Regions from separate parts of the Homo sapiens genome. Here region 2 is linked to region 1. The links are chromatin contacts, found by Hi-C or POLR2A ChIA-PET in ENCODE. All regions are on one chromosome and are shown on one strand. The core of a region is the stretch at or near the end of the contact, and the rest is flanking DNA. Distances in the headings are between cores, read along the strand shown.

What was found. Hi-C counts contacts between places; a loop is a spot of excess contacts on that map. ChIA-PET counts read pairs that join two places held with the same protein, here RNA polymerase II (POLR2A). Pooled maps may share reads with other maps.
Region 2: a map of CD8-positive, alpha-beta T cell shows a loop between it and region 1 (13-fold over the local background). The contact joins the promoter of MEIG1 here to the promoter of NUDT5 in region 1. A Hi-C loop is called at or near these places in 1 of 168 maps with a recorded cell type or tissue (CD8-positive, alpha-beta T cell) and 9 of 50 pooled maps. POLR2A ChIA-PET finds 5 or more read pairs at or near these places in 1 of 52 experiments (CD4-positive, alpha-beta T cell).

What each region holds. Positions count from the first base shown.
Region 1 is chr10:12,191,514-12,199,181 of GRCh38, reverse strand. NUDT5 (nudix hydrolase 5) reads left to right here and starts at 3,291. Exons shown (of 10, transcript NM_014142.4): 1 at 3,291-3,412. It overlaps CDC123 (cell division cycle 123), which reads right to left and starts at 2,994. Exons shown (of 13, transcript NM_006023.3): 1 at 2,863-2,994; 2 at 406-477. The coding sequence starts at 2,936. RefSeq lists an enhancer at 2,978-3,247.
Region 2 is chr10:14,955,507-14,963,174 of GRCh38, reverse strand. MEIG1 (meiosis/spermiogenesis associated 1) reads right to left here and starts at 3,787. Exons shown (of 3, transcript NM_001080836.3): 1 at 3,618-3,787. RefSeq lists a silencer at 3,515-3,564.

The sequences.
Region 1 (7,668 bases), core at 2,042-4,541:
CGGTAGTTCAATCGTGGGGAAGAAAATGTTGAGGAATTAGATGATAAAGCCTGTTTGCAACAGTGAATTTTTAATCGTCAAAACTGAAGGATCTCAAAGAATTTTAATATGTACTTCCCCCACCCTGCTACCGTCAGAAGGAAAAGTTGTCATCATAACTGTTTTCTAAAGACAGAGATGAAAGGAACTGCTCAATTTCACAACTTGTAATTATTAGAGGGAAAAGTACTTAATGTTGAAAATATTAAGTGAACATTGAGAAGGAATATGAGACAAAGATCAGCACATCATTTTGGCTAGGAGAGAAAAAGAGCTAAAGGGAAAGAATGGTGCCTAAGCTAATTCATTCATTTTATGTGTTTCTTTATGATAAAGTTTAAGAAATTTTTTTCTAAAATACTTTACCTTCCTGAAACCACCAGAGTTCCATCATCGAGTAAATAATCCTTCACATTCTGAGGAAGTGGAAGAATGACACTAAAAAAAAAACACCAAAAAAGGCATCATTTTAAAAGACCAACTATAAGCAGAGAGAAAAATCTCTACACTTGATTAATTTTGGAATTGTCTTTCTTTTAATATAAAGTAGAAAATGTTAATGATGTACATTTGGTAGCAGTAGACAAGAAATCAGAATAATAAGATTACTGCGGTTCATCTTATTGCCACAATGGTCTTTGTAGTAAACAAAAACCAGCCAAATCCAAACCACCAGATGGAAATCACAGTATGAAAGCAACAAGCTCAAAAGGATTCTGAGTGAGCACAACATTTATGTGTCTTTAAGAAATCAGAGACCAGCAGATATTTGCTGCAACACAGGAAATGCAGCAAACCCAACTAGAAGATGACTAGCATTTGGTCACCTTCTAAAGATAGAGGGCAGAAGTAGAGTCAAGATCTGGAAACCATTCTTGGGTTGGCAGTGAGCACCTACCGCTAAGAATTCATGATACTTTTGGATGTGTCTTGCTGGCTTTCTATTCAACTGATCACCAGAGATATAAAGCTGCTTAAACTAGGCATGCTTTAGCTTAATTTGTTTCAGGTAATCATAATTAAGGATGGCAAAGCCATACCTGAAGTCTCTTAAAAACTTATGGGATAATTTGTTTTTTACCTTGAAATAATAAATTATCAAAAAGCCCTACCACAGATCCCTAAGAGTGCTGGTATTATTTTGATTTTGAGGCATATACATCTTCAAAAAGTGGAAAAGATTACAGCCTGCTTTCCCGAAGTTAACAGAACATCAATGACTTATAACATGTCTCATTTATTTATGGAAGAAGTTTTTTTTGGCACATTACAAATGGTTTTTTTGCACAAAAAAGAGTATTCATGGGCTACTTCGGTTTTAAAAATAAGTATTTTTATTTATTTTTAAATAAATAAAAGATCACTGCCACTGCACTCCAGCTTGGGCGACAGAGCAAAAACTTCGGTTTTAAAAATAAATATTTGATTTATCAAAGGTACAATTTCACATTCAAAAATCTAGTTCTGGCCGGGCGCGGTGGCTCACACCTGTAATCCCAGCACTTTGGGAGGCCGAGGCGGGCGGATCACGAGGTCAGGCAATCGAGACCATCCTGGCTAACACGGTGAAAACCCCGCCTCTACTAAAAATACAAAAAATTAGCCGGGGGTGGTGGCGGGCGCCTGTAGTCCCAGCTACTCAGGAAGCTGAGGCAGGAGAATGGCGTGAACTCGGGAAGGGAAGCTTGCAGTGAGCCAAGATCGCTGCCACTGCACTCCAGCTTGGGCGACAGAACAAAACTCTGTCTCAAAAAAAAAAAATCTAGTTCTTCAGGCTTTTAATTTCTTCTAACAAATCTTATTACGTTTGAAAATCTACTAAATTTTAAACAATTTCAAGCGAAACTTTGCAACTTAAAAGTCTCTTTAAAATTTTAAATTCTATTCATAAACCACTCAATTTTCTTTCTTAATATGTCTATTTGCTGATTACAAATAAGCCTTCCTAAGTATTTTACTCTTACAAAGCTAACAAGCGAAATTGTTAAGTACAATGAATCTAAGGTTCTACCACACATTCCAATACTATTTAAGAACTTGAAACTTTTCTTATACATTTTAACCATTCTAAGCCAGTTACACATTTTCAAGTACATATCCGATCTTTATTGAATGAAACCATCATATAATGAATCAGCAATTACTGAAATGTTGGCTCAGAAAATCAGTTAAGTGCAAAGCCCAGATTTTCTATCAACGCCTTTAAAAAAACTGAGAGATGAAATTGTATATATTAATACTTGCCGCCTACCTGATGTTTTTAAGTATATATACACTGTGGAATAAATTTAGCTAACAAATGCATTGCCTAACATAGTTATTTTTGTGGTGAGAACACTAACATCCACTCTCCGTTTTTCAAGAATACGTATATCGTCATTAACTATAGCCTCCATGCTGTACGACATATCTGTGAACTTGTTCTCGTATCTAACTGTAATTACGTATCCTTTCACCTTCCCAATCTCCATCCTCTGGGGTGATGGCGAAAAGCAATTAATTCTCCGAGTGCACTTAGGCAGTGATCACCTTGCGCCTGGGGCCATTCTAAAAGTAGTGGTGGTGAACTCCCAAGCCTAAACTAGGTTAATCCACTATTCCTCCCGCCTCCGACCCTCACTGAAAACCACAACTGACCCTCCTAGCCAGCACACTCGCTGGCTCGCAACAGGACGCAGACAATTGCTGATGTACTTCCCTCTCGACACACTCCCTCCCATGCAGTCGCTAGAAGGCCTGCATTTTTTTGGATAGCAGTAAGATTCGCTCAGAAGTCGCAGTTCCCTTTTGCCGGTCGACCGGGCGAACCCCCTCCCATCTCACCTCTTGATGGTAACGCCTCGGAAGAACGGGTACCACGCGGAGAACTGGCAGTGAAGCACATGCTCCTTCTTCATCCTCCAGCTGCCGCCGCTGCTGCCTTTCCCTCTCCTGCCTGCACCCTCCCGGAACTCTGGGCGCCGGCCCCGGAAGTGCCCGCCGAGCTATTTTGGTTCAAGGACTCTTCCGGTCCCTAAAGCAAGAAGGAAGACCGAGAAAAGGAAGCGGAGGAGAATCCCGGGGCATACGCTTGACACACACGCATACAAAAAGAGCTTTAGTCTCGAAAGAGGAATTACCGAAGTGTCGAGAGAGGAATTTTAAGAAGTTTACAACTCCGTCTTCGCCCTAAACGCACGCTGACCCGGAAAGTAATCTCCTGAAGCTAGGTCAAAGGCGGGGGTTCTACGGATGCCGGAAGGAGGGTGCGCGCCCATCCTTTTAGCACCGCGAGAGGCGCCGGTGTTTCGAGCCGTGGCACCGGCATCGGCTGACACTGCTGCCTCCAGCTAGTTATTTCGTCCTCTTCCGTTCTTCACCCCTACACCTTGGAGTAAGTAACCGGGGCAAGCCAGTCACAGCACAAAACCTCTTTGGGGAGGAGAAGAAGAAGGGGAAAGGGACCACATCTGCATGGTGCGTGCAGCCGCGCGGTGTCTCCCAGGCTGCGGCTGGGCACGCGTCCAGGCGCCCAAGAGGGAAACTGGGGATTGGAGGGAAATTGTGGATTGGAGAGGAAGAGCCTGGGCTACTCCGAGTAAAGAAAGCGGGGAACACCACAGCTAAGTGTTAGTTCCAGTGTAAAGATTGCAGCATCTGCAGAGGAGTAGAATGCTTGGTAGAGGGAATACCGCCTGTACGATCCTGGAGGGTTCGACTTTGGGAGGTAAAAGGCGAGAGGTAAATGTGAGAAAGCAGAGGAAAGAGGAGTCTCCTTGGAGCGCTGAATTCGTTTAGTCTGGCCTCGCAAAAGTTGTCAACCTGGAAAAAACGCAGATTTTTATCAGTATTCCTGCGATGATCGAATCATAAGACTGGAAGAATTCGAATCGAACTTGTACTATCGTTTTTTCCTTTGCTTCACTCCTGTCACCCAGCAAAGTTCAGTTTTGTTTGTTTCGTTAAAAGAATGAGAAGTAACTAGCTGCTTTTATTTATTTATTTGAGACGGAGTCTCACTCTGTGCCCAGATTGGAGTGCAGTGGCGCAATCTTGGCTCACTGCAACCTCCGCCTCCTGGGTTTAAGTGATTCTCCTGCCTTAGCTTCTCGAGTAGCTGAGAGCGCGCGCGCGCCACTACGCCGGCTAATTTTTGTGTTTTTAGTAGAGACGGCGTTTCACCATATTTGCCAGGCTGGTCTCGAACTCCTAACCTTAGGTGATCTGCCCGCCTCAGCCTCCCAAAGTGCTGGGTTTACAAGGCGTGAGCCACGGCCCCGGGCCTACCAACCAGCCGCTTTTAACCCCTAGTCGTGTCGCTTACCACACGAGCTTTAGGCTTGCGCGAGGCATCTGCGTCTAAAAGTATCTCCTTAAATGTACATTCTTCCTGGTTCACCTAAGTAGTTTTAAATTAGAAACAGCCCCACCGACTGCAGGCCTCTTCAGAAGGGTGTTCCTTAGAATAATAAACAATTATCTGCGTATTTTGAGTTAGAAACTCTTCCCCCCAGGAATATATACATTGTTTTGGGTTGTGTTTTGTTTTTCTCAAAAATGTTACTGGCTAAGTGGCTAGTTGGAAGCAGTGCTTTAAAGAATACATTTTCAAAGCAGAGGTAAATAGATTATAATGTTGCAGAGTATGTTGGTGGGGATGGACAGTCATGATTCATCATTTATGCCTTGATCCGGAACTATGCAGTCCTTTCTGATTTGAGGGAAAGAAGCAATATTGTATATATGTCTGGAGGGTGGTGCCAGAAAGACTTAATGGCAGACAGGAGCAGTCGCTCAAATAATTGTTTTGATTTGACTTAGAAAGTAAAAAATTGCGCGGAAGGAGATGTTAGCATCGATGGGGGATTTATTTAGGTCAGATGTTTTCTAATGAAGATAGGAATGAATGTACGGAAGAGAATAGATCCCGGGAACATAGCCCTTCTGCGAGGAGCAGTACTTTAACAGCCCAAGAAACATTTGAGCATAGGCCGGGCGCGGTGCCTCATGCCTGTGATCCCAGCACTCTGGGAGGCCGAGGCGGGCGCATCACCTGAGGTCAGGAGTTTGACCAGCCTGTCCAACATGGCGAAACCCCGTCCCTACTAAAATATCAAAAATTAGCCGGGCGTGTTGGCGCATGCCTGTAGTCCCAGCTACTCGGGAGGCTGAGGCAGGAGAATCGCTTGAATCCGGGAGGCGGAGGTTGCGATGAGCCGAGATCGCGCCACTGCACTCCAGCCTGGCAACAGAGCGAGACTCTTTTTTTTCCGTCTCGGGAAAAAAAAAAAAAAGAGTGTAGAGATTAAGGCAGTTGCAAAGCTTTAATATAGAATTGCAGTTGTGTGTAGAAAAGCAGCTAAGTTTGTAAGCTTAAATATATAGATACTACAGGGAAGGAATTTTTATAGATACCTTTTATTCAGGCAGTATACTTTAGAAGTGTGTTCAATGACTTTTTGGTATTACAGTTGGTTTTAAGTAACTTGTTACACATTTAACCAGCATCAAATAAATTGACATTATACATAGGAGATGCTCAAATACTTTGAATGGATACAGCTAAATGAGGGTTCACTGTATTTTAACCACCGTGGTTGTCTTCACTAAGCCATGAAGTCATTGTATTCATCAAGTTTCTCCAATAAAACCTTTCAACAGTGGAAATATTTGCTTTTTCTCCTGCATGCTGAAAAGTCAGTAGTCATGTGATTATGGGGGAGGAGATTTATTGTGCAATTCCTAATGAAGTAATGAAAAAACACATTTCTTTCTCTGAATCCATAGCATGACTAATCATCCTAGATTAAGATTTTCACCTGTCTGCTGGTTTTCTTCATCTGGATGTCTGCTATCACCTCAAACAAGCGTGTACAGATTTGAGCTCTGCATCACCCCTTTTTTCTTCCGATGTCCCAGTCTCCCTTAAAACTGTCTTCGTGGAAATTAAATGTCACTTTGCCACGGCTACCACTCTACTCCAGACCTGTCATCTCCTGCCTGGACTATCTTTACAGTGTCGTTACTATACGTCTGTAACCAATTCACCTTCCCAAGGGTCATTACAGTCAGTTCACTCTTGCTCAACCAGCATTAAATGTGAGGATTTTAAACCACCTGCTAAATGATTCCTGGAGATCACCAAGTAGCATAATTTCAGTAAACGTTAATTACTCCCTGCCCACCCAACTGCCACACCTGAAGAGAATGAAAAAAAAACCCATAAGTGAATTCAATTGTGGGTACCCAAATTTTTTACCATAAATGGCACAAAAGAAGGATACATCAGAATATTATCCTTTTTTTTTCTTTTGAGACAGAGTCTCGCTCTGTCGCCCAGGCTGGAATGCAGTGGTGCAATCTTGGCTCACTGCAACTGCTGCCTCCTAGGTTCAGGCTTTTCTCGTGCCTCAGTCTCCCAAGTAGCTGGGACTACTGGCGTGTGCCACCTCACCCAGCTAATTTTTTGTATTTTTAGCAGAGATGGGGGTTTCACTATGTTGGTTAGGCTCGAACTCCTGACCTCAAGTGATCCACCTGCCTTGGCCTCCGAAAGCGCTGGGATTACAGGCATGAGCCACCGAGCCCGGCCAGAATATTATCTTTTAAAAATAGAATTTAAAAATTTTTAACTATGACCAAAATTATTAAATATAACTGCAAATTATTTGATTCTTTGTTCCTTCTAAATCAAGTGACTTTTCTTTGTAATTATTCTGCCAGAATGTAGATTGCCACTTTAGACATGCCCAATTTGATGCCTGACTTTAACAAGACAATCATAAAGTAAGTTATTACTGCAAAAAAAATTGATCCTCTCTCCCACTTAATTTCTTTTCTTTTCTTTTCTTTTTTTTTTTGGAGACAGAGTCTCACTCTGTCACCATGCTGGAGTGTAGTGGCATGATCTCGGCTCACTGCAACCTCCACCTCCCTCGTTCAAGCGATTCTCCTGCCTCAGCTCCCCACTTAATTTCTTTCAAAGTGCCTTGTTGATTTCCCTATTCAATTATTAAACTGTTCCAAGTGCCTGACCCTCTTTTGTCAGTCAGAGGCTCTACTTATGATGTGGGCTCCTGCATCTTGTATTTGGTTGAGTATTGTTGATATTAACAATATTCATCTTTTATCAGGAGAGACCTAGCCAACATACAATTTCTTGTTAGGATTTTTTGCTTCACTTTGCAGCCTCAGCAGATGGCCGGGATTCGGGTACGGTGATTGAGTAATGAGCCTCAGTGCCAACTGCAGAACCAGGCTTTTGAGTTCATAGTTTAACTTCTGGAATCTAAACTCCCACTTAACTCTTTATGCAGCTGTTGTTACTAATACTGGCATACTGAAGTTGGTGAAAAATTAATCACTTCCTCCCTTTCTGTAGAGGGCTGTACTTGCTGCCTAACCCCAAAATTAGTTTATTTTGGTGTTTGTTTTTTCATTTTTTACATAGGATCTCACTATGTTTCCTAGGGTCATCATGAATTCCTCAGCTCAAGCGATCCTCCCACCTCAGCCTCCACAAGTAGCCGGGACTATAGGCACATGCAGTGCATGGCACTGGCCCCCAAAACTACCTCATATCACAACAGTAATTTGTGCCATGCCAGTTAGCTTTGTGTGCTTTGTTGGCCTGCAGTTTTGGGGGCAGAG
Region 2 (7,668 bases), core at 2,538-5,037, 2.8 Mb before region 1:
CAGTGAGCCAAGATCGTGCCATTGCACTCCAGCCTGGGCAACAAGAGCAAAACTCTGTCTAAATTAAGAGAGAAAAAAAAAAGTTAGTGAATTCACTGTATTAAAATACTTTCAGGACAGGACGGTGGCTCACGCCTGTAATCCCAGCACTCTGGGAGACTGAAGTGGGTGGATCACGAGGTCAGGAGTTCAAGACCAGCCTGGCCAAGATGGTGAAACCCCGTGTCTACTAAAAATATAAAAATTAGCCAGGCATGGTGGCGCATGCCTGTAATTCCAGCTAATCAGGAGGCTGAGGCAGAGAACTGCTTGAACCTGGGAGATGGAGGTTGCAGTGAGCCGAGATGGTGCCACTGCACTCCAGCCTGGGTGACAGAGCGAGACTGTCTGAAAAAAAGAAAAAAAAAAAAAATTCCAAATTAGTCATATTTTTATATGAATTTAGTGACTGTATTACTTACAGGACTTTTACAGATGAAGCACATGTAGTGATACAATCTTAATTTTTGTCTTATCTATGCCCTTTTTGCTTTAGGCTTGACTTTTTGCTCATATTCATTCGAAACGTATTTTCTTGAATGCCATCTATGTAACCTTTTGTCACTTTCAGCTCAAAAAATTATGGCAACTATACATAAAAATGCTACATTTAATAGAAGAGCAGAAAATATGCTGTATTCAATTGGACTTTGGGGGAAATCACCACTTTTCTCAGTAGAAATAGACATCCTCCGGTTATTATTAAGCATTTCAAAATTTTATTTTCCCAAAATACCTAAAGAGAATATGAATGTAAATTTCACCATAGTAGGAACTCTAGTGACTACTGTAACTACGCTATATAAGTGGTGGTGGAAATTCTTTTTTTTTGCCCTTACTTTCAGTTTATTAAAAACACAAAATGAAACTAAAATTAGGAAAGATCAACTTACAATTCCTTGATTAAATTTTTCAGTGATTCTAGGAAATTCAGTGGCAGTTCTAATTCTGCTAGTACTTAGCTCTTGCAGACTGAGTGGTTTCTTTGCTGGCAGTTGTGCCAAAAAAAGAATTGATAAAAAATACATTTAATGGCTGGATGCAGCGGCTCACACCTGTAATCCCAGCTCTTTCTGAGACTGAGGAGGGAGGATCCTTTGAGTCCGAGTTCAAGACCAGCCTGGGCAACGTAGTGAGACCCTATCTCTACAAAAAATAAAATTAGCTGGGTGTGGTGGCCCATGACTGTAGTCTCAGCTACTGGGGAGGCTAAGGTGGGAGGATTGTTTGATCCCCCAAGGTTGAGGCCACAGTGAGCTGTGATCAAGTCACTGCATTCCAGCCTGGGAGACAAGAATGAGACCCTGCCTCAAGAAAAAAATGTTAAAAAAATAAATAAATAAAAATAAACGTTTTGGCCATGTGCGGTGGCTCACGCCTGTAATCCCAGCACTTTGGGAGGCCGAGGCAGGTGGATCACCTGAGGTCAAGGGTTCGAGACCAGCCTAGCCAACCTGGTGAAAACCTGTCTCTACTAAAAAAAAAAAAAAAAAAAAATTAGCCGGATGCGGTGGCGGCTGCCTGTAGTCCCAGCTACTTCGGGAGGCTGAGGCAGGAGAATCACTTGAACCCAGGAGACGGAGGTTGCGGTGAGCCAAGATCGCACCACTGCACTCCAGCCTGGGTGACAGAGCAAGACACCATCTCAAAAAAATAAATAAATTTGACATCTAAAATACCAAGTTGTAGCTCCACAAACAGGAAACAGCAATGCCTGAGTTTCTGGTTTGTGAAACTGAATTATATGAAATACTTAGGGTTTATATGCATACAGATGGTCCCGTGGAATGGTTCAACTCATATCTCCACTTTACCATGGTGCAAAAGCAATACGCATTCAGTAATTCGAGTACCCACGCAACCATTCTGTTTTCCACTTTGAATTCAGTATTCAGTAAGTTACATGACATAGTCAACACTTTATTATAAAATAGGCTTTGTGTTAGATGATGTTGCCCAACTGCAGGGGAGCTAAGTGTTCTGAGGACGTTTAAAGTTGGCTAGGTGCATTAAATGCATTTTCGACCTACCATGGGTGTATTGGGACATAATCCCATAGTTAAATTGAGGAGCATGTTATTTTATTTATTTATTTATTATTTTTTTGAGATGGAGTTTCACTCTTGTTGCTCAGGCTGGAGCGCCATGGCGTGATCTTGTCTCACCACAACCTCCGCCTCCCAGGTTAAAGCGATTCTCCTGCCTCAGCCTCCCGAGTAGCTGGAATTACAGGCATGCGCCACCATGCCTGGTTAATTTTTTTGTATTTTTAGTAGAGACGAGGTTTTCCCATGTTGGTCAGGCTGGTCTCGAATTCCCGACCTCAGGTGATCCGCCTGCCTCAGCCTCCCAAAGTGCTGGGATTACAGGGGTGAGCCACCACGCCCGGCCTCGGGCACGTTATTTTAAAAACACACCATCTCGGCGCGGTGGCTCACTCCTATAATCCCAGCACTTTGGGAGACCGAGGCGGGTGGATCACGAGGTCAGGAGATCGAGACCATCCTGGCCAACAAAGTGAAACCCCGTCTCTACTAAAAATACAAAAAATTAGCCGGGCATCGTGGCGGGCACCTGTGGTCCCAGCTACTCGGGAGGCTGAGGCAGGAGAATGGCGTGAACCCGGGAGGCGGAGCTTGCAGTGAGCCGAGATCCCGCCACTGCACTCCAGCCTGGGCTACAGAGCGAGACTCCGTCTCAAAAAACTAAAACAAAAATAAAAACAAAAAACACCATCTCAACTCCCTGACAATCTAAAGTTGGAACAGAAGCTTCTGATGTAGCCAGCCACCCAAATTCCCTTTTCACTTCCCTTTCACTCTGAAAAGCGCTTTTACTTTTAGTAGTATTAAAACTTCAAGAGCATTAGCCTCCCTAATAGTCCCTTTTATTCCTCCTATTAGATTATTTCTGTTCTTAAGAGGCAGCAGGAGGAGCCCTGTAACCAGCACGTAACCTTAGGCAAGGCCATGAACACGCCTGCGCCTGTTTCCTAACTTAAAGAGAAGCATTAGCCGGTCTCTAAGGTCCTGGAACTCCCGTCTGCTGTCGCTGGGCGTTCATTTGAAAGACAAAAGCGGTTCCGAAAGCACGCCCGGCGGTCCCTGCTCTGGGAGTGCTGACCTGCCTGTGTGCAGCACAAAACCGCTCCCTTCCGGCCCTCACAGCTAACCTGCAGTCCCCATCCCTCCAGCTTCCTTTCTGCCATAAATCACTAACTGTGTGGGAGATGAAATCCGCCTGGTGAAGGCTGGGACGGACAAAACACAGTATTCCAAAATCTAGGGCCCAAATCGGAGCCCTCGGAGACGCGGCCCCTAAAGCCAATGGGGTCCGGGGCGGCCCGGAAACTTCCGGGAGAACCGGACCCTGAGATTCTGGAAGGGCCAAATAGTGACCCTCTTCCCTAAAAATCACGGAAGAGACATGAAAACCACGGGATCTCCCTGGCAAACCTCAGGAGACAGCAGAGAACTGCGGAGCCGAGAAGGCGGGGCAAGAACTTCCGGGGTGGGGCTACGGCCGGGGCGCAGGGGTTGGCGGGCAGGGCCCTCGCCTCCAGCGACGCATCCACCCACCCCTGGGTCCGGCTCTACTGGGTTATCCTCGTTCCGCCGAGCAGGAGAGGCCGGGGGCGCCCGGGAGCTTGCAGGCGGGCGTGGGTGCTTGCGTTCTCTACTCGGGATCCGCGAGCAGGGCCAGCGAGAGGCCAAGTGTTGTGCCCTTCGCGACCCTCGCGTCTCTTAGTAACGCGATGAAGCTGCAGGAGCTCCCGGCTCCTTCAGGCCCCGCCCAGCTAGCTCAGGCCCCGCCCCCGGGAGTGGGCTTTTATGCGCATGCGCGAGGGCTGGGGTGGGCGCCGGCCCATCTTACTAAGCCAATGTAGGTCCCAGGTAGGAGCGCTGCCAGGGCTCACCCCTGAGCAGAGATGGAGGGCGAAAAAGGGTTACTTGCCGCTACTTGAATCCCAGACAAAATTCCCTGTGAAAGCGGATCACAGCACGGAGACTGTGTTTGTAGTTCCTGATAGTAGATATCTCCTATCTATTCATTTGCGAGGAATGAACCATTCCAGAGAGTCGCCATAGTGCCTGACAATCAGTAAACCTACAATAGATGATATCTATAGCTTTAATTATTTTTTCTAGCATTATCTATTACTATATTACAGTACTATCTAAGCGAAAAGTGATCAGATTCAAGATATACGGTTTTTTGTTTTTTTGTTTTTGTTTTTTTTTAGACGGAGTCTCGCTCCGTCGCCCAGGCTGGAGTGCAGTGGTGCTATCTCGGCTCACTGCAAGCTCCGCCTCCCGGGTTCACGCCATTCTCCTGCCTCAGCCTCCCGAGTAGCTGGGACTACAGGCACCCACCACCACGCCTGGCTAATTTTTTGTATTTTTAGTAGAGACGGGGTTTCACCGTGTTAGCCAGGATGATCTCGATCTCCTGACCTCGTCATCCACCCGCCTCGGCCTCCCAAAGAGCTGGGATTACAGGCGTGAGCCACCGCGCCCGGCCAATTTACATGTTTTGAATGTAGAGCCATCAGGACTTGTCAAATTGTTGAATGAAAGAAAGGAGCAATTGTGTGCTGGAGCCAGCTCATTAGAGCTCTGGAGACTCAGTAATTAAATTTTTAGGAATTTTTCTGAGCTCGTTGTTAAATACAAGCCATGAGCTGGAGTCAATGAAGATGACAAGGGCCTCGGGCACCTGCCCCAAACAAAACAAAAACACAAGACATATCACAAATTAAATTATATAAACTTCTAAATAAACGAGTCATACTAAAACAAAGGCAATACTTAGTAAAACTAAAAACAAAAAACTATTTACTTACAACTCCCAAATTTCTCTCTTCAGCCCGGTCTTTCTCTGAACTTTAGATTTGTATATCAATGTATATTCAACATCCACTTGATTGTACAAAACAACCTCCCCAAACACCTCCCTGCCAAAACAAAAACAAAAACCCTGCTCCTTCTTCATGTCTTTTAGTAGATGTGGCCTAGAGCCCTCTCTTTCCATATCCATCAATGCAACCTGCTGACTTTATAGCTTCTACTCAAGCCATCATAATTTTTCTTTTTTCTGGTAATTACAACCGTTCCCAACAGCTCTCTATGCCCCCTCTGTAGTCTGTTGTCAACACAACAGTCAATGCAATCTGTTTAAAACCTAAGTCAAGGCCGGGCGCGGTGGCTCACACCTGTAATCCCAGCACTTTGGGAGGCTGAGGTGGGCAGATCACGAGGTCAGGAGTTCGAGACCAGCCTGGCCAATATGGTGAAACCCTTTCTCTACTAAAAATACAAAAGAACTAGCTGGGAGTGGTGGCGTGCACCTGTAGTCCCAGCTACTCGGGAGGCTGAGGCAGGAGAATCGCTTGAACCCAGGAGGTGGAGGTGGAGGTGGAGGTGGCAGTGAGCCGAGATTGCGTCACTGCACTCCAGCCTGGGCATAGAGGGAGACTCCGTCTCAAAGAAAACAAAACAAAAAAACCTAAGTCAAATTATGTCAGTCCTCTGCTCACAACCCTGCAATGGCTTCCCATCTTATGGAGAGTGAAAACCAGAGGCTATACATGGTGAGCAAAGCCCTGTAAGATTTGCTCACAACACCCTCCCTCCTTCCTCTGTAGCCCCGGATCATTCTGCTGCAGCCACACTGGCCTAACACTGCCTAGCACACAGTAGGTGCTAAAGGGATATATTTTGAATCAGTATATTTCATCACTGCCCTTCCGATGCTGTGGAGGCAGCATGGCACGGTGGCTAGCAGTGTGTTGTCAGAGAGCACAGTGTCTAAAAGTGTGGTGGCCTTCTTGGATTTAAATCTGAGCTCTACTTACTATCAACATGACCCTGGACAAGCTACTTAACCTCCGTATCCTCAACTGGCAAATGAGGACAGAAAGTGTACCTATCTGATGGGCAGGTAGGATGTGAGGATGAAATAATGAGTATAAAACACTGATAACATCTGGAACTACATAAATGGTAGACAGTAATTACTTGCATTAGAAGGTACACTCCCACGTCCACAGGGATTTTTGTCTGCTTTTTTAGTTTTATTTTTTTGAGACAGGGTCTCTTTTGTCGTCTAGACTGGAGTGCAGTGGTGCCATCTTGGCTCACTGCAATCTCTGCCTCCAGGTTCAAGTGATTCTTGTGCCTCAGCTCCCAAGTAGTTGTTATTGTAGGTGTACCACCACACCCGGCTAATTCTTTTTGCATCTTTAGTAGAGCTGGGGTTTTGTCATGTTGGTCTTTAACTCCTGGCCTCAAGTGATCCACCTGCCTTGGCCTCCCAAAGTGCTGAGATTACAGGCAGGAGCCACCAGGATGGGCCACATTTTTTGTCTACTTTGCTCACTACTGTATCTTTAGTGTCTAAAATAGTGTCTGATACACAGTAGATGGTCAGTGAATGATTTGCTGAATGAATTAAGCTTCACCATCACATTTCCTGCAGTATTGCAGCAGCTTCCTACCTGAATTCCTGCCCCAGACTTCTTGAGTGTTGTGTTTTTTTGTTTTGTTTTGCTTTCGAGATGGAGTTTCGCTCTTGTTGCCCAGGCTGGAGTGCCATGGTCCAATCTCGGCTCAGTGCAATTTCCGCATCCTGGGTACAAGCAATTCTCCTGCCTCAGCCTCCTGAGTAGCTGGGATTACAGGCCCCTGACTCCATGCCTGGCTATTTTTTTTTTTATTTTTAGTAGAGACGGGGTTTCCCCATGTTGGTCAGGCTGGTCTCGAACTCCTGACCTCGGGTGATCCACCTGCGTCGGCCTCCCAAAGTGTTGGGATTATAGGCATGAGCCACCACACTGGCCCTGAATGTTCTTTAGACTCGAATCCAGTGGTTCTCAAACTTTAGGGTCCATCAGAATCACCTAGAAGGTGTGTTAAGCTGCAAACTGCCAGGCCCCACTCTCCCAGAGTTTCTGATTCACTAGGTTTGGTCTGGGCTATGCTTACCTATCTTGCCTATTTTCTATCCTGTCTTTCTCTTTGTCCTGACTCTATTTCCCTTTGTTTGTACTGTATCCATTGTGGAAAGAGGAGGAGATAAATAAGTGAGCAAATACATAAGATCACGAGCATTAACTTGACCTGCCTTTCCTGGAGCTCTACCGTGAGATTCTTCGGACACTAGACTCACAGCAGAATTTGTTGTTAGGTCTCCATAACCCTGCCAGGGCAGTTGTTCCCATGTGTTCTAAGACAAACCATCAAAGGTGTTGCCAGTAGTATACTAGCAGGATATTTTACCTCAATTAGTGATTATGTTGTGTATACCTTTCCATGTCACCCCTCCTCCCCCTCCTCAAGATTTCATGGAAATCTGTATTTGAATAGAACTCTGAGTATCATGGCTACAGGCACAAGCTGACATTCACTAGGGATGTCATTCTGTTTTGTTTTGTTTTTTTGAGACAGAGTCTCTCTCTGTTGCCCAGGCTGGAGTGAACTGGCATGATCTAGGCTCACTGCAACCTCCGCCTCCCAGGTTCAAGTGATTCTCCTGCCTCGGCCTCCCGAGTAGCTGGAGATGTGTGCCACCATGCCCGGCCGATTTTTGTATTTTTAGTAGAGATGGGGTTTCACCATGTTGTCCAGGCTG